2 separate regions of the Homo sapiens genome follow, and region 1 is linked to region 2. Evidence: chromatin loops called from intact Hi-C (ENCODE). Cell type or tissue: heart right ventricle. All regions are shown on one strand. Links, peaks and the distances in the headings refer to the core of each region. The heading gives the core; the rest is flanking DNA.

Region 1 (8,862 bases), core at 2,293-7,292, 59 kb before region 2:
GCCTCCCGAGTAGCGGGATTATGGATGCATGCCACCACACCTGGCTTTTTTTTTTTTTTTTTTTTTTGAGACGGAGTCTCACTCTGTCGCCCAGGCTGGAGTGCAATGGCGCGATCTCGGCTCACTGCAAGCTCCGCCTCCCGGGTTCACGCCATTGTCCTGCCTCAGCCTCCTGAGTAGCTGGGACTACAGGTGCCCACCACCACGCCCACCTAATTTTTTTGTATTTTTAGTAGAGACAGGGTTTCACCAGGTTAGCCAGGATGGTCTCGATCTACTGACCTCGTGATCTGCCCGCCTTGGCCTCCCAAAGTGCTGGGATTACAGGCGTGAGCCACTGCGCCCGGCATGCTAATTTTTGTATTTTTAGTAGAGATGGAGTTTTGCCATGTTGGCCAGGCTGGTCTTGAACTCCTGGCCTCAAGTGATCCTCCTGCCTTGGCCTCCTAAAATGCTGAGATTACAGGCATGAGCCATGATGCCTGGCCGAGACAATTTTTTAAATAATGGAAAAATAAGTTGGCTTGGATTTTAAGGTTTATTCATAAAAATATTAATAAAATGTTTACTTGCAGGTATCAAAATAGAAATCTGTGTAACACAGGGCCAGTGCTGAGGCTGAACTACAGACCTAAAGAAATAGAATGTCTGCTTTTTCTGCATTTTAGGAAATAGAAGCCTGTATGTTTTGCCCCAAACCATGGTGAGCTGAGCCTTCTGAAATGTTTACAGTTGTGTTAGATCTTTGGCGAGAGTCCTGGAGATCACAATTAGGAGACTTTAACTAGAGAGGGGATCATTTAACTTTACATCAGTGGTGCTAACAAGGGTGCTAGTCAGTTGCACATGGTCCCACCCTCCAGTTTAAAAATTTCCTCTTGAAAGCAGGGTCCCTGCCCCAGAGCTGTTGTTGATACGTGAACTGGGAGTTGACTTCTGTGCCTTGTGTTTGTGTTAATGTTGGCAGGCACCTCTGATCACAGCCTAAGAGCATGTAAGGTTCTCTGGAAGGATTTGAGGCCTGTAGTCAGAATAAAGTTCCCACTTGCTGCTAAACGGTAAGCACAATGAGCAGTTTCCTGTCATTTAACAGGGGAGACAATTATGCTCAGCTACTGTTTTTGATGTATTTGGATTATAGGTCTCCTCCTTTATCTGAAATGTAATAGGATGTGGCACGTTATTTGTTGCAGCCCTTTTTGTATCTGGGCAGTGGCTGACCTACTGATCACAGAGTGGTATTTACTTATCAATGAGTTCACGGACTTCGTGGGAGAGAAGTGGGCTTGCAAAGAGGCTGTGTTGGGTGTGGCAGGCCATGAGGCTGCATGTCCAATAGCAGCATTCCAACATTCCACCAATTTGGCTTGTGAGAGAATCACCAGACACATAATTACTTGGTCAAACCATTTGAAGCAGATTCATTTCTTGCATCTTAATAATGTACTTTTCCTTAAAGCACGTGGCTGTCTTGGCCAAGCCTGGCTTGTTCCTTGAGGTGGTATACACAGCAATTTAAGGTGGTCATTCCATCAGTTGAAATGGCTCTGGAGAATTTATCATTTTGGCAGATAGAGGCAAGAATCCAAACTTAGGTAACACAACCAAATGCAGTGCAGCAAATATGGAAAAGGTACAGATGCCCTGATTGAAATGATAATCTATGTAGCTGATTGTTCTTTCCTCAATGTGACGTTATCAGTATTGTTCTTTGCTTGGAACAGAGTGCAGTACACGTTGATATTAGCATTTGTTTTCAGCTGCACCTGTCACCATACTGAATTTCCAAACATTTTCATTACCTCAAAAAAGAAACCCCTCAGCCCTTAGCCATCATCTCCTAATTTTCCAAACCTACCCCCAGTCCTAGGCAACCCCTAACGTACTTGTTCTGTATAGATTTGCCTATTCTGGACATTTCATGTAAGTGGAATCATACATTATACCGTCCTTTGTGTCTGGTTTCATTTAACATTAGTGTATTATTCTATTCCCACGCTGCTAATAAAGACATACCTGAGACTGGGCAATTTAGAAGGGAAAGAGGTTTAGTTGACTCACAGTTCACCATGGCTGGGGAGGCCTCAGGAAACCGACAATCATGGCGGAAGGGGAAGCAAACATGTCCTTCTTCATGCTGGCAGGAAGAAGAAATGCGAGCGAAGGTGGGGAAAAGCCCCTTATAAAACCGTCGGATCTCGTGAGAACGCACTCACTATCACGAGGACAGCTTGAGGGTAATGGCTCCCATGATTCCATTACCTCCCACCAGGTTCTACCCACAACACATGGGGATTATGGGAACTGCAATTCAAGATACGATTTGGGTGGGGGGCACAGCCAAACCATATCAGTCAGTGTTTTTAAGATTTATTCATATTGTAGCATATTTGTATTTCACTCCTTTTCATGGAGAAAAAAAATCCCATTGTATGGATATACCACATTTTGTTTATCCATTCCTCAGCTGATGGACTTTTGGGTAGTTTCTGCTATTTGACTTCTATGAATAGTGCTGCTGTGAACATTCGTGTAGACATTTTTGAGTAGACATATATTTTATTTCTTTTGGGTACATACTGAAGAGTGGAGAGACATATTTTGCAGTACTTTTTTTCCTTTCTATCTGGAAGATTGAAGGGGAGTATTCCTTGGTGAGGTGGGCTCTGTCTGTGATAGAGAGGGCATTAAGTCAGAGGTAGGAATTGCTGATTAGAGTTCCAGGTCAGCGCCTGACTGGCCATGTGTTTGGAAGTTCACTCTGTTTCCTCAGCTGTAGAATGAAGTAGTTTTATCGGACAATCTTTAAGGTCGCTTCCAAGTTCAAATGTTCCAAGTTCAAACGTTTTCCTGAGTGAGATTGAAAGGCTTTCAAGATATGAAGGGAAATATTTCAAACAACTTGGACTTTAATATTTATTTATTTAATTAAGTTTTGTGTTTTTAATAAAAATAAATCTTTAAAAATTGTATGGCTATAGAACCAACCTTACTCAAATTTGTATTACCCAAGGACATCTACTTTAATATTTCGGTGTATTTCCTGTCGAATTTGCCCCTTTAGGTTGTTTAGTTGTTTATTGGGCTGTAGTCATGCTCAATGCACAGTTTTCTATGGGGATCCTGTTTTGATTGCCCTTCAGACTGGTCTTGATTTCACTTAATATGCTTCTAACTTTGGTTGAAGGACCTTTGAAAGTGAAAAGTCTTTTGAGTTAAGTGGTTTTGGTAAAGCCATGATAGTTTTGAAAGTGCAAAGGTGTTTCTGAAAGTATGTTACCTTCTAGAATAGTCAGTAGAAAGCTTCATATGTAGTAGGCAGAGATAAGGCTGTAAGTGTGTCAGAATCTAATAGTTCCATACCCCAGAGCAGCTAACCCACTTCTTCCTCCTGTGTTTTGGTGATTTAGAAGCCATCAAAATGCTTATTCCCTTTGCTGGGGTTCAGAAGCTGATGCCCCGAACTATGGTGCTTTGACATGCTGAACCGAGGAAGGAGCCTTGAGACCTCTCGGATCCCCCTTTCCCCACTTCTCCGTCTGCCCCAAAGCACAGGATAAAATTGTTCTCTGAAGTTCCCTTATCTGCCTAAAGTCCAGACCTGCTGAAGAAGAAAACAATTACTTCTGGTCACTTTCCTGAGTTTTCATTAACTGAACACATGTCTCAGAAAGAAAGATTCCAAGTCCATCAACACACTTTTATAGACTTGTCACAAACCATTGTCTGTTCTGCGGGCCCACGAGACATTGTCCCAGGCCATTGTATGTTCCTCGAGTCCATGGCATTCTCCTAAAAATGGTTTACTAACCCCCTAAAATAAGCCTCACTTCCCCATCTCCCTTTCTCCTCAGAAGGGTATATAACCATTAACCATCTGTACCTCATTGCGTGGTGGAGTAATCACTGTGTGATCCGCCTGCCTCCGTACACATTTATAAATGTGTATATGCCTCTTCTCCTGTTAACCTTCCTTTTGTTAGATGTGGCTTCTCATTCGGGAGGGGGTGTAGCTTTCAGGAAACCTGCAGAAGGTGAAGGGGAGGAGTTTTCCCTTGGCCTCTACACTTTCATAATGCTCAAAAAGTTTCTGATTGTGGTTTCAAATTATTTCCTGTGTTGGAGGAAGGTTGAACTTGTTTTTCTTTTTGCCTACTTTCTGGTTTTCAAGCTCAGCAACTTCATTAACTTTTCTAGCTCCTGAGAGACCACTCTGTGCAGTGAAGCAGGCTCTTCTGCCCTGAGGAAGGGGTTCATTCTTTCCCAGGGACCCTCTCCCTGGAGCTGCCTTGAGGCCAGAACACCTCCACACTGGCACCAAGTGTTTAGAGAGCCCTATTGTCAGCTGCCCCGGGATGTCATTTTTTCCTTCATGGTGAGGGTTAGTTGGCCATATACTCCCTCGCTTTCTTTTTTCCATTAAGAAAAATTCACGCCAACAAACTCAACTTTCTCAGGGTGGTCCTTGCATTTATGGTAAATATTGAAGGCTGATTTAGGACGAGGAAAGTGAACTATTCAGATCAGCTGCCCCTCCACGATAACTGCTTGACTTGCTCACCTAATCGCAGGTGCAACTGAGACAGAAGGATAACCATGTATTGTTCTTCAAAGGAGTGACCTCATCCATGGAGGAGTCACCTAGTAAATGCAAAATGCTGAGCAAGCAGATCCGATGCAGCTTCTCATTTGGGAGGGGGTGAACTGAAGAGAGAGACGTGAACAGGAAAAGCAATGGAAGCATCCTCATCCCTTGGCCATGGCAGTTATGGAAGGGTTCCAATACCCTCAGCTTCCCAGGACCATCCAGCAATAGTATTTATTGTCTTCATCTATGGTAAACACTTTCTGATAGGCCAAAATTGCACTGTCTCGTCTGATTTACAGAACCAGCTATCTCAAATGTGTAGTAATTGGAAAAAGTGGATGATGATGGTTTCAGTTTTCTTTTTCTTTCTTTCTTTCCTTTTTTTTTTTTTTTTTTTTTTTTTTTTTGAGACAGAGTCTCGCTTCTTCGCCCAGGCTGGAGTGCAGTGGCACAATCTCGGCTCACTGCAACCTCCTCCTCCCGGGTTCAAGCAATTCTCCTGCCTCAGCCTCCCCAGTAGCTGGGATTACAGGCATGTGTCACCACGCCCGGCTAATTTTTGTATTTTTAATAGAGACGAGGTTTCACCCTGTTGGTCAGGCTGGTCTCAAACTCGTGACCTCCAGTGATCCACCTGCTTCAGCCTCCCAAAGTGCTGGGATTACAGGCATGAGCCACCGTGCCTGGCTGGTTTCAGTTTTCATACAGCTTATTTTAGCACTTTGACACATCTTGCACTGTTACTTAATCTTATAATGTTATTTAATTGCTTTATGAGTGCCTAATTTAGCTTTTCAGCTAAACTGTAATCTTCTTAAGATCAGTATATGTGTGTCTATAAAATACATACCAGCATGACACTTTCAAAAATAAGATGGTTGATAAAATAATGGATAAAATGGATTCCTCCCCTCTTCCTTCTCTTCTTCCCTCCCTCCTTCCTCTCCCTTTTGTAGCACCTCCTGTCTCTTAGGCTGCTGATTTAATATTAGAAATGAGAACAGAAATGGCTAGGGTGGCATCTAGAACCATTATAAAATTCAAGGGCAGAATAGAATTTTGTAGACTTGATGATTTTTTGGAAATTTATTTTCTGGACATACTTCTTATCTATACAGGCTCCAGCCCATCTATTTCTTCCTTTCCGTGTGATCCATCCTTTTGTGGTTGATTGTCTCAGCAAGTAGAACTTCAAGTCAGAGTCCTGGGTTTTGGACTCATGATCTGGTTGGCTTTGCCACATAGATAGCTTTCACAACAGAGACTCACAACAGAGTGTGGCAGACCAGTGGGAGTCCACTACTACCCCTGGGCCTGCAGCTGAGAGCACATGCCCTGATGGGTTGTGGGTGATTGTCCTGCCTCTTTCAGCCTGTTTCCTCATCTGTAAAAGGGGAATAAATTATGGGCTCATGACGAGAACTCGATGAGAAAATGCAGGATGGATCTCAGAACAATGCCTGCCATATATTAAGCACTGAGTGGATATGTAACCATTTTCATGCCTAGATAGGCAGTTAATGAATATCATCATATACTGCCCAGGTTAGTGAACTTCCCTTATACCCTGAGAGCAGATGTAAGCTTCTAGAGGGTAGGAGCCATCAACTGCCTAGAATGTCCAGATATAGCATCACATATGGGGCCACTCAGTCGCTAAAATTGTGATGTGAGTGTTGTTCAGTAGCTTATTATCATGTCTGTCAGATGGAGCATCACATCAGACTTGGCAAACATGAGGAGCAAATATCCCTAAAGCAAGTCTAAAAACAAACTTCCATAAACCAAGTTATTCATGTCTTTCATCTGTTCTTGAGAATCTCCACCAATGGAGTAACCCAAAAGTCAAATAAAAAATTGTATATACCAAGATTTATAAGGAATAATTAAAAACCTTCCAAATGTTAAAATAGGCAAATGTAATTTAAGTAAATATTTAAGTAGTATATCATTTCTGTGTAACATTATGTACACTTTATAAACGTTTACTACAGTTTTAAGTAATATGGAAAAATTCTTAAGTTATCATGTGACCTGAAAACTATGCTGGAATAGCATTGCATATGCAGCATGAGCATGACTGTATTAAAATGGTTTTAGAAAATAGATTGGAGAGGCCGGGTGCGGTGGCTCACACCTGTAATCCCAGCACTTTGGGAGGCAGAGGCGGGCGGATCACAAGGTCAGGAGTTCGAGAGCAGCCTGGCCAATATGGTGAAACCTCGTTTCTATGAAAATGCAAAAATTAGCCGGGCATGGGGTTGGGTGCCTGTAGTTCCAGCTACTCGGGAAGCTGAGGCAGGAGAATTGCTTGAATCCTGGAGGTAGGTTGCAGTGAGCTGAGATCGTGCCACTGTACTCCAGCCTGAGTGACAGAGTGAGATTTCATCTCAAAAAAAAAAAAAGAAAAAGAAAATAGATTTGAGAGCTATACATCAAGATTTAACAGTGGTTGTCTTTGGATGATGGTAGGATTATGAATGAATTTTCCTCTCTAATTTTGCCTCTCTGTATTTTCCGTATTTATATATGTGTATTATTTTCACGGACGAAAAACTCAAACTTTTTCTTAAGAGGGAAATAATGTGCATAGATGGTGGACAGAAGCCATGGTATTTGGCTTGTATTTTTACAATGAAAAAAGGCCAAATGTGTAAGGCACAGAACTGAATTATTTGTTATGTATGAGAAGAGTGTGGTGTGAGCTCAATGAAAAACGCATTACTCTGGAGAGTTCGAGAGAAGTTTTGCTTTTTGAAGATTTTTGGAGAAGCAGCAAAAATGTAAAGTTCTAGGTAGTGCACATGAGCAAGTGCCAATTTTCTTTTCCAGCACCGAAGTTTGGTATTCTTAGCCATTCTGATTTTGGGTGATTTGAGACTGTCATTTTCTTCTAAAAGTCTGACAGCTGTAAGCTTTCAGCTATCAGCAAATGAGGTGAAAATGTATTTTTAATATTAAAAGTCTTCTTAGGGAAAGAGGCCCAGCAAAACCATCATTAGTAGTCACATTCAGGCAACATGGTAAGTGCCCTTCCTAATCCTGCGCCTGTGGTTTTTAATAGCCAGACATGTCCACCAGATGTGCTTCATGTTCTTTTATTTACATAAATGTTTCCAGTAACTCATTGTATATTTTTCTACTTCTAAATAAATGCATACCAAATAGCTCTCTTTTTCACATTGCTATGTTGCAGCATTGCGTTTGTATGTTTTAAAGCAGGAAAATGTTCAGTAAGCCCTGAATATTTTTCACATCTTTACTGCACATAGGACTGTTGACATATTTAAGATGTATGTGGTATACTCATTATGGCTAATTTGAAAAATGCACAAAATATATGGATAAGAAGATAAAAGTTACTCAGAGGTAACCACTAAATTCATTTTGGTATATTTACTTCCAGTTACTTTTATGAATACTTTTTCATAAATGTTACTGATTCTGTATTTTTTCTCTAGCTTACTATTTTTTTTTATTGCCTGTCCTATTTATGTTGGTACATGTAGATCTAACTCATTCTTTGAAACTATTTATTCATGATATGACTGTGTTATAGTTTATTTAGCTATCGCTTTATTGGTACACATTTAGGTTGTTGCTTCTTTTTTTACCATTAAACCAACATTACAGTGAATATTCCTGTATGTGCCCTTTGAGCATCTGAGTGAGTGTTTCACTAGAAAATAGTTACTTGGGGCCCGGCACGGTGGCTCATGCCTGTAATCCCAGCACTTTGGGAGGCTGAGGCAGGTGGATCACCTGAAGTTGGGAGTTTGAGACTAGCCTGACTAACATGGAGAAACCCCGTCTCTACTAAAAATACAAAATTAGCCTGGCATGGTGGCACATGCCTGTAATCCCAGCTACTCGGGAGACTGAGGCAGGAGAATTGCTTGAACCTGGGAGGCGGAGGTTGCCATGAGCTGAGATCGAGCCATTGCACTCCAGCCTGGGCAACAAGAGCGAAACTCCATCTCAACAAACAAACAAAAAAAAAAAAAGGAAAAGAAAATAGTTACTTGGAATTGGCATTTACATAACTTACATTTTCCTCATTTAGCATGTGCTTTCAGTATTTTTCTTTATCCATTTGCAAACATACACATTATATATACATAGACATTATATATATTTCTTTTTCTTTTAGAGTAAAGGGTCAGTTCAAAATTGCTCAAAATCTTGCTTTTTGTCACCTATTGACATAAATGCAGAAGCTCTACAACGTTGCTGGTGGCCTGAACTTTTATAGCAGATCCATGATGCCTGGAGCT
Region 2 (8,862 bases), core at 2,109-7,108:
TATTGTCTTTGATTTCTGTTTTGTTTGGTTGGAAAACCTCCTCATAATGTTTTCCTGCAGTAAGTGTGTGGGGATAGTAAGTTTTTCCTGTCTTGTCCTGGTACTTGGTCAGTGATTGGTTGTCTGTGTATTGTTTATTGTTTTAGAAATTGTTATGCAGGCTCAAAATATTTTCTCCACAATTCTTTGTTGCCACCTAGAATTCCAAGTTAATGATGAAAAGTATGACAGAAAAAAAAAAACTATGACAGCATGATTCTCACTTCCTTTTGCTACCTATTGTTTCTCTTTGGAAGCTTCTATAATTTTTCTCTATCCTTAGAATTCTGATATTTTACCAAGATGTATCAGAGTATGAAATGTTTTCATTTATCTTGTCTGGTATTTGGATTATTCTATTTGAACTGTGCTATGCTCAGTTCAGGGAAAGTTTCTTCCATTTCTGTTTTTTCTTTTTTAGATGGAGTCTCTCTCTGTTGCCCAGGCTGGAGTGCAGTGGCGTGATCTCGGCTCACTGCAACCTCTGCCTCCCGGGTTCAAATGATTCTCCTGCCTCAGCCTCCCAAGTAGCTGTGACTATAGATGCCCGCCACCACACCTGGCTAATTTTTTGTATTTTAGTAAAGACAGAGTTTCACCATGTTGGCCAGGCTAGTTTCAAACTCAGGTGATCTGCCTGCCTCAGTATCCCAAAGTGCTAGGATTACAGGTGTGAGCCACAGTGCCCAGCTCTCATTTCTTTATTATTAATATTTTTTCCCTATTGCAGTGTAACTTTTTTCCTTTCTGGAACTCCCACAAGACAGATATTAGACTTCTTGGATCTATACTCTAGGTTACTCAGTTTTCCTTTTATATTTCCAATCTCTTTATATTTTTGTTTAGTGTTCTTTATTTGACCTCTCTGACCACCCAGCTTAGTTTTTAGCCATGTCTGGGTTATTGGTTAGTAATTCCATTGAGCTATAAAATTTTAGTAATTATCTTTTTTTTCCAAGAACGCTTTTTTAAAAAAATCTGATTACTCCTTTTCCATGGCAGCCTCTTTTTGCCTTATGTCTAATATCCTTCCATGTCTTTCTGTAGGTAGTAAGTACCTTTTTTCCTGAATTAGCTTTGTTTCTTTTAATGTCTTTTCTGTTTGTTCATTTGGGGCTGTGTTTGTTATCTCTTGCTGCTTAACAATTTTTAAAACAATAAACAATTTATTGTTATACACAGTTTCTGTGGGTCAGGAACCCAGGCATAGCTTAGCTGGGTGCCTCTGCCCAAAGGTATCTCACAAGGCTACAATCAAGGTGTTGGCCAGGTCTGTATTCTCATCTGAATGCACAACTGGGGAAGGATCCACTTCCAAGTTCACTCACTCTGCTGTTGGCTAGGTTCGCTTCCTTACCAGTTGTTGGCTTGAGCTCAGTTCCTAAATGACTCTTGGCCAGAGGCCTCCTACAGTGTCTACTTTATTCATGGGCCTCTCTGTAGAGTAGCTCAGAACCTGGCAGCTGACTTCCCTCAAAGCAAACCAGCAAGACAGCAAGAGAAGGCAAGTGAGATGGAAGCCAGAGTCTTATAAACCGATCATGGAATTGCCATCCCATCACTCCTGCCATGTTGTATTCTTTATAAGTGAGTCACTTAAGTCCAGCTCACACTCAAAAGGAAGGCCCTTTTACCTAAGGGGTTGAGTACTAGAAGCCGGGGATCATTAGGGGGCCATCTTAGATGCTGCCTACTATAGGGGCCTTTTGTGGTGAGAGGGGAGTCTGGTTTTCATGAGTGTCTGCTATTCCTTGTTTCTAAATGAAGGATCTTGTGGGACATTATGGGTAGTTGGTCTGGGCTTACTCTGTGACTGTGAATGCTGCATCGTGTAACATGTGTCAGCTTCCTTTTCAGATATGTGGGCAGACAGTAGGAAGGTGATTTGGAAATTCTTCCTTGTATAATTCTATACCCTTTAGCCCACACAGCTGGAAACTGTTACTGGCTACTACCCACTAAAATATGGAAACATGATGGGATAGTGACGTCCTTGATTAGGTTATGTTATATGGCAAAGGAAAAGAGTTACTGAAGATATCATTACAGTCTTAAATCAGTTAATATTGAGTTAATAAAAAGGGTCGTTAGTGGACCTGATTTAATCAGATGAAAGACCTTACAGAGCAGGTGAGAAATGTTCTCCCACTGGCTTTGAAGAAGGAAGCTGCTACGAGTTCTACAGCAGCAAGGAAATGAACTTTTCTAACAGCCTGAATGAACTTGGAATAGGATTCTTGCCCAGTCAAGCCTCAAGATGATAATGCATCTTGATTGACACCGTGATCGTAGCCTCGTGACATCCTGACCTAAAGGTCTAGCTAAACTGAGCCTAGACTCCTAATCCACAGAAACTATGAGATAATAAATATATGTTGATTTAAGAGCCTGGAAGTAAAATACACTGTATTCATTTTCTATTCTGTAACAAATTATCACCAAATTTAGTGGCTTAAGTTCTGTTTTTACAGAATAGAAAATGAATACAGTGTATTTTATTTCCAGGCTCTCTTAAAGCCTTTCCCTTCTTGGTTCTCCCTTGTGTCCACGGTGAATGTCTGGAGTAAACCCAAGCTCTGTTCTCAGAGTCCAGCTCCTTCATTAGAGTTCTTCTTTAGGAAGGTGCCACCCTTTTCTAGAGAAAGCAGACCTTGCACTGTCAGCTGGGGACATGTCATTGCTGCCAGCTGTGCCTTTTATTTCTTATTTTTGAGGGGTGTGAAGAGGAGGAGCCTAACTTCACATATTCTAAAGGTACTTGTTTAATGGAAGATCATAACAATTGCCCTTGCCTACGCTCTGTTGTTTACATTTGCTGCTTCCGAGCTTGGAGACTCTCCGGGCCACTCTTGGTGAGAAGTGTGCTTATGCAAGGTATCTGTATCTGTGGTTTCCTCTACTCTCATTTCCCCACCAAGCTAATTCTGCTTGCTTAGTTTTTCTCTTCATGGAATTTTACAAATTCCATTATATAGGTGCTGAGGATGTCTGGTCTATTGATGGCATATTTTCCTGTTTTTATCATGCTCTTATGGTTTCATTCTTTAAACAGAAAACAATTTTCCTAGCAAAGACCTTGGAAGCGCAGGGAGGGGGACGTTGGTGATGAGTCTGTGTGAAGTCAGCCTTGCATTCCAAACTGGACCTGCCTTTCTCTTTTTCTTTTTCTTTTTTAAGAGAAAAGAAAATACTGCTTTGCTACCTAACACTGATGTAATATATTTGTAACCAATTTGGCATATTTCTAATAAAACTGATGAGAAAGGCAGAATTTTTATAACAATTGCTTTTTTTATGCTCTATTATTATTTTTCTCCCTTAAGTTCTCCCACAGCATATTCCTATCAAGACTCTTCTATCTTTTCTTCTTCTTTTCCCTTCCTGTCACTTGTAATTTCATAGCCTCCCTTTCTATTCTCTTTGGGTAATTTCTCAGAACGAGTGACTTAAAAATGTTGCTGACACGGTTCTTTTCTAACCCTAACAACACGCACGATACAGGTGCTGAGGATGTTGAGATAATTGATCTAAAATTGTGATTTTAGAAGTGTCTTAAGACTTTTAGTTCCAAGCAACACAAACCAAGTAAGCTAAACCTCAAACCAGTTTAGGTTAAAAGAAAGAATTTATTAGCAGGACACTGCAGTATCTCCCTGAACCCCAGCCTAAAATTGTGTTCCAGCGTCATGAGGGCCTGGCACCAGGAACTAGAAAGCTACAGGAGCCCAGGTAGCCATTAACTTTCTGTCTCAGACTTTCTGTCTCTCCTGTCTTTGCTTTTCTGAACATCCGCTTATTCTTTTCTCTCCCGTCGGACTCACTTTGACTGTTTTGGCTCGGATGTGGCCAAATATGGCTGCCCAAAAATGGCAACTAGAATTTCCAAGTTAATATTATTGCAGTTCAAGCAAATAAAGCGAGGTAGAATCCCAGATTCCAAGGGGAAAGAATCCATTTGGTTTAGCTTGCACCAGTTATCTCTTTTTAGGCTGGTTTAATGTGGTCATGAGGGCAGCTTTTGTGGTATAAACATGGCTTGCCATGGCCCAAGTTCCCAAAGAGGAGGTAAGTGTGTGGAAGATTGGGCAGGTATCTCAAAACACTTCCGCTGCAACATTCTTGTTTATGTCCAGCGTGCACTTTCTCATGAGAGAGGCAGTTTAGCTGGTGTTTAAGAACATGGACTTCGGGTCAGACATACCTTAATTTGAATCCCAGCCCTGCTACCTACTAGCTGTGCGATCTGAGGTCAGTACTTCGCCTCTGTGAAGATCAAATTCCTTCTCTGGGCAATTGGGATCACATATCTCCTGGGGTTGCTGGGATTATGAGATGAAATAATGTATACTATATCCTATGCACTCAATAAATAGTAACTATCATGAATTATTACTGTCATACCATTGGGGAAAGATGATATGCATGGAAGAATATCCATTTCATCATCCTGAATGATGCAAGAAGATCTGGAGGCAAAATTTTAGATACCACAGAATTATATCATCAGTAAAAATCTGAGAGTAAGTTTTGTTTTACCATACTTGACCAAAGACATAGATACAGGCTAGGCTGCAGGAGTTAGAGCCCAAATAATCTAAACTTAATTCTAGAATATAATTTCTATTTCTGTTGGCTTTAGAAATAGAGTAGTCAATGATTTTGCAGTCTTAAAGAGAGCCCAACAGAGTTGGTAGTCACTAATACAGACATAATAGATTTTTTCCAGTTAGTGCCTGTTGTAATGGTCTCTGCATTCATTCTGTTTGGGAGCAGGTTTATTTTGATTGGCTAATATCTTACTCGGTGAAATATTTTGAATAGCATCCCTGGAAACCATGTGCCAGAATTCAAAAGACCTCAGTTTTTTTGTTAAAGAAGACACACTACTTTCTTTTTAAAACTATTACAATTTCTTTTGTACTTTTCCCACTTCTATGGTAAGATTTTTTGGGTAGCAAGTATCATTAAGTGAATTCTTAGTAAAGGATATGTAAAATGATTATTTAAATTCTTCATCGTCGAAGGATACCAAATGTAAGCTGAAAGTTAACATTTATGTCAAGTAGAGATAGCTGAACAAACAATGCTCATAACTTCTTTTTCAAATGTAGCATATTATATTCTATATGGAACTCTATATAGTAGAACAATATCTCAATGACTAACTGTGTAATTTTCTCTCAAGTTATGCAGACATTTTGATTGAGAGGGAAGTATTAATGCAGAAGTACATTCATCTAGTTCAGATCGTAGAGACAGAAAAAATTGCAGCTAACCAACTCCGACATCAACTTGAAGATCAAGACACAGAAATCGAAAGGCTTAAATCAGAGGTATTTCCCAGTCAATAGATTCCTTCTCATTGTTTCACGTTTACCGTCATTTCCTCATGATTACTTAAGGCCTATTCAGGGCAACATTTTAATCCCAGGCTGACTTCCTCTGACATCAACACATACGTGGCTGGGCCTGACCTAGACATGAATCTAATGTCTATATTAGGATTAAGTAAATGTGCTACAGGAACATATCAGGATAATGTGCTTTTTTTTTTTTTTTTGGTGGGGGGTGGTTATTTGTTCTCCTGATACCCTTCATTAGCTCAGAAATTCAAGAATTGATTATAGCATTTAACTGTTTTCAGATACCCTACAGTAATGATAATTATGAGTCTGCCATAGATTCAATTAAAGTCTAAAATGACAACTAAGGGAGAACCAGCAATGAATTCAGAAATACTTTACTCTTTTAGATTTGAAGGAGTCCAACCTTCTCCCCTCCACAGTTTTGAAAAGAACATTTGGATTAAACTATAAGACATTTGCTAGGGTGCATTTTTCCCTGGAGTTGGAATTCCTGCCTCCCCCTCCCTCCCTCAGAGTGTGAACTTCTCAGGCCTTGCATCCCCAGATAGTGAGGCTGATGCCCAGTGTGAGCAGAAGGCGGTTTTAGAGTCCACAGCCATGGTGTGTGCCTGAGTCCTCCCTCCCTCCCAGGCCTCAGTCTAGATAGAGAATCCTGAATGTACCTTTCCCGCTGTCCTATCCTTCCTCATGGGCAGTAAGCAATCACTGAAGAATGGGAGAGGAATGCAGAGAATGAAATTTCCTCCCTCTTTCTGCCCAGGGATGCATTAGTATCTTCTGAGATTCAAAGAAGGGAATAGGACACAATGAAACCTACTAGTAATTGTATCCTCATTGACAGAAACAGTTTAGGCTTGTCAGTTTTGGCAATGTTCTTGTCATTTTTATTGTCATCAGACAACATTTTCCTTTTTGTGTCTTGCACCTTCCTCTGAGACATACCCTGTGAATCCTAGGTGGGGTTTTCGCCTTCTGCTCCCTACACACATCACCTCCGGTGTTGAGAGTATGGGTACAAGCGTCCTCCAACAGAGATGTGGCAGCTTCTCTGATGATGACAACTTGCAGATGGTGTTCACCATATTATTACAGTTGTTAACTTCCCAATTCGACCCTGATATGTGATATAGTGAAAACAGCAACAGAAAACTTAACAAACCTGCATTTTAAAAGACTATATCAGGCACTGTTATTTAAAACAAAATTATTGTGTTCTTTCTTAGCCACTGTAAGCTGGAGCAGATGCTTGTCTGCTCAGTGAAAGAGGTTGGTATTTACTCCACGAGAGAAGCTCAACACCAGGCGATGTTCCTCAATATTTGTGTGTGTTTATCTGCCTTCACTATGTTCTATTTTAGTCTGAATGTAGATTGCAGCAAAAAACTGTCAGTTGCAGGTATGTCTTCTCTGGTCTCTTGACAGGAGCCATAATTTATTTCCTACTCCCTTTCTTTTCCCACCTCCTTGCCAGAAAATGGCAGAGGGGTGTATTTGGTACTGGGGACAAAATAGAAAGACAGGCTAGAGAGGGGCAATTATGATCCCTTAACTTTTAAGGTATTGCTGGCTAGTAGGTCTGTATAGGTTCTTAAGCTTGTAAGAGCCTGCTGTTGAGTGCCGGTCTAGAGAATTTTACTGCTATGTGTAGTTGAGAGGCCACCCAGTCTTGAAATGCCCCTCACAGGTCACAGAACTGAGCTGGAGATATAAAGAGATCCCAGGTTAGTTTGATCCTTTTTACCTTTTCTGAGGAATTCTCTTGGTTGGCTTGGACCAGCCCCAAGGCTCTGAAGTTCCCGTTACAGTTGCCATTTTCCTAAGGATGTCTGTGAGTCTGGGGTGCCATGTGGTTTGGAAGACTACAGGCCAATGGCCAGAACCAGGGGCTCTGAGCTGAGTGTCACTGCATGTGGGGACCACAGGACATTGCAGGCAGCCACCTTCAGGCGAGGGGATGGACATATCACTGGACTCCTGACAAGGTCTTGGCGGGCTCACCACTGGCAGCTGGGGCTGAGTTTTGGGCCAACATTTCTGCTAGCCCAGATCCCCGGTCACACTTTACACAGTCACTTCTTATAAACACTTTCATTGGTGATACCATGCTTGGGGTAAAGTTCATGTTTCCCCCATCTCAGCACCAAAGGAAGAGAGTGTGCATAAAAAGTGGGTGTTTCCTGAGGATCTCATTGGACCACCTTTGTAGGCAGAGCTTCCTGTGTGTATGGCTATAATCCAGCATTTCCCAAATCATGAAATGGACCAACTTTGTGTTCCAGATTATTGCTCTTAATAAAACCAAAGAACGAATGCGACCTTACCAAAGCAACCAAGAAGACGAAGATCCAGACATCAAGAAGATTAAAAAGGTAGGGCCTGGAGGTTTCCAGCTTTGTAGGAGCATGGTGACCAGTCGTCTGTTCTATGGTGGTGTCTTTGCCACCCTGTGCGTGAGCCGGGAGCAGCCTTGGTGTTTCTGGGCTATGGCTCCCAGACTTGCCCTGCAGAGTGATCCAGACATGGCTACTCTAGAGAATTTCTGCTTGAGATTTCTTTACACTGTCTAGGAAGGATGCCAAAACCAGGCATTAAGACAATAGTGTTCTCCAGTGGGGTTAATTAAGTGCTGTTCAACCTCTTGATTTTGTGCGGCTTTCATATTTTGGGGGAATATTTTTTAAATTACATTTCAAAAATATTTCTTTTAGCTTTAATCTTTAGTGTTATTTAAGAAAGATTTTTTGGGGGGCATGTGTGAAGATTGAGTAAATCAGCACATCCGCTTATATTTCTGTTTTATTATTGCTTCTTGTTTAACATCCACACAATCAGCAGATTTTTCCCTCTTACTGCCATTTATAATTGCACAACTTTTGCAATGAACCAAATGCTGGCTCTCGCTCTCACTCTAGTCCACTGTGTTTTGATTTGTCATTTAGGTTTTGATCCTATGATCTTGATTGTCTTATATAAAGCACTACTCAGCTTTGTTAATAATAAGTGGAAAGCATCATATTTGAGGAAATTTCCCTGGATATACATCTTCAAATCTTATTTCTTTTTAATTTGTTATTATTCCTCTTATTTTATGCTAATAATCTTTCCCCTTTCACTGTAACAAAACTTTAATGTGCTCAGCATTTACCTGGACACTTTAAAGATGATCAGCAAATGTTTGTTGATTGGCTAAAACACACAGGCCAGTGCACTTTCTCAGGCTTGCCTATTATTTTTCACATCATCCCTATGGAATTCAGATCAATTTTAGAGACTATCATGTTTTCTACAAAATTGATTTTAAATTATATTTTATATTCTTTTTTACAACTTTAAATATTGCTCAGAATTTGAAATAGAAATGATTCTTAGGACTAGTCAAATGTTTTCAGTTTTCCAGAAATAAAAAAGTAAAATAACACTATTCATTTCTTAGAAATTAATTTTTTTTTGAATCAAG

Evidence for each region. Peaks named below come from ENCODE experiments on the same cell type or tissue, not always from the same donor. Only the 100,000 strongest peaks of a DNase experiment are listed, where the experiment ranks them.
Region 1: a loop joins it to region 2, with 2.6 times the contacts of the local background. A loop is called at or near these places in 2 of 110 quality-filtered maps.

Annotation. Positions count from the first base shown.
Region 1 is chr5:81,003,174-81,012,035 of GRCh38, forward strand. All of the region lies in intron 1 of RASGRF2 (Ras protein specific guanine nucleotide releasing factor 2), which reads left to right. Among named protein-coding and RNA genes, the nearest start is that of RASGRF2-AS1, 47 kb to the left of the region's middle. In heart right ventricle, for the core only: no CTCF peak of the experiment used is centred there; no DNase peak of the experiment used is centred there; H3K27ac peaks cover 2,123 bases.
Region 2 is chr5:81,062,808-81,071,669 of GRCh38, forward strand. RASGRF2 (Ras protein specific guanine nucleotide releasing factor 2) reads left to right here. Exons shown (of 27, transcript NM_006909.3): 3 at 5,225-5,372; 4 at 7,685-7,774. Among named protein-coding and RNA genes, the nearest start is that of RASGRF2-AS1, 110 kb to the left of the region's middle. In heart right ventricle, for the core only: no CTCF peak of the experiment used is centred there; no DNase peak of the experiment used is centred there; H3K27ac peaks cover 5,000 bases.